Linked DNA regions of Homo sapiens: region 2 is linked to region 1. Evidence: chromatin loops called from intact Hi-C (ENCODE). Cell type or tissue: CD4-positive, alpha-beta T cell. All regions are shown on one strand.

Region 1 (2,500 bases):
GGGTCTGAGGAGGTCTGGAAATTTCCCTAGGGCTTTGTACTGTTGGCCAAGGCAGGTTACATCAGGAGGGGAAGCCCTACTAGCTTCCAGGGCTAAGACCAGTATGAGAGTCTTGGGGAACCTACCAGAGCAATGGATGTTAGAATATATGATGCCCATCAGAGTGCTTCGTCTAGGTGGGATCAGGCTTTCAAGAGTCCATGGGAACATGCAGGGTTAGCTATATGATTACTGGTAAGGCCGAGTGGTCCCTGGCCTCAGACTTTAGGCATTTCTTTTGCTCTGGTGCTCTGTCCCAGCAGCAGTTCCTTTTCTCTGTTTTTTGGGGGAAACAGAGATACACAGTTTTCATTTCTGAATCTTCAAAGGGAGAGAGAGAGAAGGATCCCTGTGGCCCAAACAGGCTTCCCTTGCCTTTGGGCTGTGCTTGGTCTTTGATTGAAGATTCTCATAGGAGTAGAAGGGAATGTGCTTGTGGGGCCCTGGGGAGCAAGTGCCTGCAGAGATGGGGTCTGCCCAGTAGCTGCTCACCCCCATTCCATGGATCTGGCCTGGCATGGGAGCAGAGCTGCTGGGTTTGTTCCCCTGCCCTTTACATCCCTTGAGGGGGGCAGTTAGAAGCATAGGACTGCTTTCCATGAGAGCCTGGCATGGAATTGGGGGCTGATTCTACTTTCTCACCTTCTGTTTCAGTGACATCCCGGAGACTGTGCCTTTGTCCACTGTCAATAGACAGTGTTCGTCGGGGCTACAGGCAGTGGCCAGCATAGCAGGTAAGTTATGACTGGGTGGGTGCCTTGGTCCTGGACCTGTGGGTTTGGGTCAGCAAAGTCGCTGTCTGCCGGGCAAGCAATAATTACCATTTCTGAGGACTCTAACCACAGAAAGAGTGCAGGAGCGCCCCCTACCACTGCCCAAAGCCTTTTCTGAACACTCCTGGGTCTTCCATTTCTGAGGCTGGGGCTGAGTCCCATCTAGAGACCAGGTGGGGAAGAGGCTCCACTGCTTCCAGAACAGGTGGACTCTGGCAAAGGATGTTTATGAAATGCTTTTGTTACAGGTGGCATCAGAAATGGGTCTTATGACATTGGCATGGCCTGTGGGTAAGAATTTTTTTCTGCCGGAGCTTATTAACCAACTTGTGACAATAAAACTAATTTTCATCTGAGTTCTCAGAGGCCATGATTTCAGGATTCCCCCCATCCCCTTTAGGCAGCTGGCCACGAGTGGGTTCTCACAAATGCAGGTTAAGAGTGGCTACCAACTCTGGCTGCTCAGGAATCACTCACACCTCTCAGCACTAGCAGGGGAGGGGAATTGGCCTCTAAAAGCTTACTTTCTTGGAAATCTTTCAGGCTGGAAAAGGTGGGAAAACATTTTGAGAAAATCCAGCATTTGGGTTTCCTTTGGGGGCCCTTGTTGATTCATGATGCTGCTGAGAGAGAAGTTGCAGTTTGGGTTCCCTAAAGCCAGGGACAGCGCCTACTGTATAACTAGTTTGTTCATTTTACTAGGCTGTCTGTCCCTTTGTCTCCCCACCTTGGAACCAGTGTGGAAACTTCCAGCTGCTTATGGGCTATGAGGGACATAATTAGATCTGTGGTGGTTTGGTCACTGTCACCTTCACCTAGACTGTGGCTCCATCATTGGCTGCAGCAAATGGAGCTGCAGAAGTTGTATTTGGCAGTGCCTCCAGGGAAGGTCAGGGCACAGGTGCCCAGGCTTGGGTGGGCATCTGGTGCTGGGAGGGCAGGGGAGTAAGGTCTTTGGCAGGCTGGGGGAGGTGAGCAGCCCCAGGGTTCTGACATGCCTCCGCTGCCTTTCACATCCTCTTTAGGGTATTTCTTGAGAGGACGCATTGCTGGCCCCTGTCCCAGGGCTGTGGCAGCTGTCACTGAGTTGTAATGACCTATGTCTACAGTTGTAAATAAAGCCAAAGACCACTCTGCAAGGACTTTGGCTGGGCAAAGGCCACTGCCGTTTGATTTCTCTCATGCTCTTCTATCTTACTGGGTGAGAGGTGGCATGGATAACTTGAGAAGGGCTGGAGCTTTTATGAGTTTCTTAGAGAGTATCTGATTCCCAAGCAGGTTAAGGATGATGGTACTAGGATATTAAGATCTGGGCCAGGCCTGACACCCACATCACAGGCTGACTGTTCTCCATAGACTTTGATCAGCAAGTATTTAACACAGGGCACTCTAGTTGGAAGTGGGCTCTGGGACCAGACTACCTAAATGTGGATCCAGGCTGGGTCACCATGGATAAGTTATACAGTCTCTCTAGACCTCAGTCTCCTGATCTATAAAATGGGGATACCTAGCTCAGCTCTGTTGAAGTTGAGAAGAATAAATGGAGTAATAGCAACAGTTTACACTGTGGAGTATTTGTCTGTCATGTGACTGACACTGAAGCACTCTAATATCTCAAAAGAATTCAGAATAGTGCTGGGCACGTGAAAAGCACTCAGTCAAGGTTATCTGTTATCATCCCTTGAGGT
Region 2 (2,500 bases), 1.3 Mb before region 1:
GCACATCTTACTGAGGAAATAGTGTGGACGGCAGAGTAACCGAGTAATAAAACTACACGAAATTAGCGAATGGAAATTCAACACTTCTCAAGATAGGAATTAAGGAAAAGTTGTGGATGCGCCAAGTTAACAACTAGATACAAAAGAGCAGCCATGTTTGGAATATGCAAACTAAAGGCAAAAAAGGCATGAATTGTTTTCAGACATTTTCAAGCAGATTGTAGGCGGATGCTTTGGAATTACTTCGCTGTGCTGTCACCACTTGTTTGTCTAAAAACCCGAGAACCTTAACTCCTGACCCGCACGGCGCGAAGGGAAAACCCGACCAGCCCAAGTAGCTGGTGTAAATCAGCGCCTGGGCCTAGACTCACCGCCGTGTGGGACTCCGAAGGGATAGCAACACAGGATGTTAGCCCGCTTTCTGCACTCCCGCCCACCCGCGGCCTGGTCCGAACCCCAGCTCGGAGCCTCCGCTGGAGGGCGGCCTCCACCCGCTCCCGGGGCACTCTGGGAACCCGCCAGCCCGAGCCTGGCCACGTGCGGGCCGCAGGCCTAAGGTGGGGCGCGCCGGGCGGGAGACAGATCCAGTCTGACCGGCTTTCATCACTAGTCTTCTCACCCTTCATTTGAGCAGGAAAAGCTCATTTTTCTAGCCCTGGAAGGCGCCAGGGACGCTACACGGAACTCACCCAGAACAACGCCGTATGGACCCCTCTGCAGGTAGCACGGAAAAGACAGGCGGCAGGAAATGACGTCCTTATGTACTCCGTTGTCAGCCAATGGCAAAGAAAGTCGAGCGGAAGAAGGGCGGAGCCGGAGAAGAACGCTGCCGGGACTGGGCTTTTTCTTCAGGAAGGCGGGCTTGCGCCGCAGGAGCGGGCCTCTGGGCTGTAGCCGGTAGCGGCATCCTGGTCGGATCTGGGGCGCTTGTGACTTTGGGGTTTCTAGTGCCACAGCGACGCCCTGTGCATAATTCCTGTCCAGAGCGCGGAACTCAAGTTAGTCAGCCAGGCGGGGCGTTCTTACCCAGCCCTTGTACCTGCGAATATGAGCGGCTTTCTAGCCTAAGCTGCCATTTTGTTACCTGAAAAGTAGGAAGGTTTGTTCGACACAACAAATTGTTAGGTAAACAAAAACTTGAAGATTTATTTTATTTTATTTTCCTGGAGAACAGTTTAACAGGACGTAATTCAGATTTAAATGTTCACTTAAGGGAAGTTTTCTCTGAAAAAGTTAAAAAAGATAAGATTGAACTGATCGTATGCGTTATGTCTATCTCATGTATCTATCCATCTATCACCTGGGGGAAGTTTCCCTGAAAAAGTTAAAAAGGACAAGATTGAACAGATGGTATGGATTATATCTATCTTTTTTTTTTTTTTTTTTTTGGTAGAAGAAAAATTTTGCAATATCCATCAGTAGGAGATAAGTTTGCCGGGCGCGGTGGCTTGTGCCTGTAATCCCAGCACTTTGGGAGGCCGAGGTGGGTGGATTGCCTGAGCTCAGAAGTTCAAGACTAGCCTGGGAAACATGGGGAGACCCCCATCTCCACAAAAAATACAAAAATTAACCAATCATGATGGTGCGTCCCTGTAGTCTCAGCTACTCAGGAGGCTGAGGCAGGAGGATAGCTTGAGCCTAGAGGTCAAGTCTGCAGTGAATGTGATTGCACCGCTGCACTCCAGCCTGGGCAATAGAGCGAAATTCTGTCTCCAAAAAACAAACAAAAAAATAGGAGTTAATTGAAGGGGCGCGGTGGCTGTAATCCCAGCACTTTCGGAGGCTGACGCGGGCGGATCCCTTGAGGCCAGGAGTTCAAGAGACCAGCCTGGCCAACATGGCGAAACCCGGTATCTACTAAAAATTCAAAAATTAGCCAGGCATGCCTGTAATCCCAGCTACTGGGGAGGCTGAGGCGGGAGAATTGCTTGAACCCAGGAGGCAGAGGTTGTAGTGAGTGGAGATTGCGCCACTTGCACTCCAGCCTGGGCGACAGAGTAAGACTCCGTCAAAAAAAAAAAAAGTGCAGGTTCCTCTCTGGGGCCTGCTGAGTCAATCTGATTTCTGAGCCCACCCTAAAATGAACTCGTAGACCCTTATGGCCACTCTTCCAAAGGACAGCACATCCAGGTTCTCCTGCAAGTGGCTCTGCAGCTCCACTGAAGCCAGTATGATTTTCTGAGGAGCTTGGAAACCCTTGGACCCTAGCACAGGTCACCCCCAGGCTGCTCTGCTTCATCACCCACCAAGGCTGAAGCACCTGGGGCTTGAGGGACAAATTCAGAGAAGTCACAGCCCCTTGCGGCAAATGCAAATGCCTCCCGCTTCTACGCTTTGTTATGGGAAGAGGAGGCATTCAGTTTGTTGGCAGAAACTCAGGCCACAAGCCTCCTCAGAGGCCCCTGAGTCCCAAAACAATGCCCTGCCCCCTGCACCCAAATGTACTCCTGCTTAACCCTTCACGTGTGGATTGGGATTGCTGAGTAGTGAGTGCAGCTCT

The links. Hi-C counts contacts between places; a loop is a spot of excess contacts. Peaks named below come from ENCODE experiments on the same cell type or tissue, not always from the same donor. Only the 100,000 strongest peaks of a DNase experiment are listed, where the experiment ranks them.
Region 2: it touches region 1 in a loop (4-fold over the local background); 5 of 110 quality-filtered maps call a loop at or near these places.

The regions. Positions count from the first base shown.
Region 1 is chr3:38,130,199-38,132,698 of GRCh38, reverse strand. ACAA1 (acetyl-CoA acyltransferase 1) reads left to right here. Exons shown (of 12, transcript NM_001607.4): 4 at 694-773; 5 at 1,061-1,103. Among named protein-coding and RNA genes, the nearest start is that of ACAA1, 5.7 kb to the left of the region's middle. In CD4-positive, alpha-beta T cell, a CTCF peak has its summit at 942; a DNase peak (open chromatin) is centred at 918.
Region 2 is chr3:39,404,954-39,407,453 of GRCh38, reverse strand. RPSA (ribosomal protein SA) reads right to left here and starts at 734. Exons shown (of 7, transcript NM_002295.6): 1 at 690-734. RefSeq lists a silencer at 351-530 and enhancers at 701-840, 222-1,013. In CD4-positive, alpha-beta T cell, CTCF peaks have their summits at 526 (motif pointing right) and 977; DNase peaks (open chromatin) are centred at 463 and 863; H3K4me3 peaks cover 1,439 bases; H3K27ac peaks cover 1,453 bases.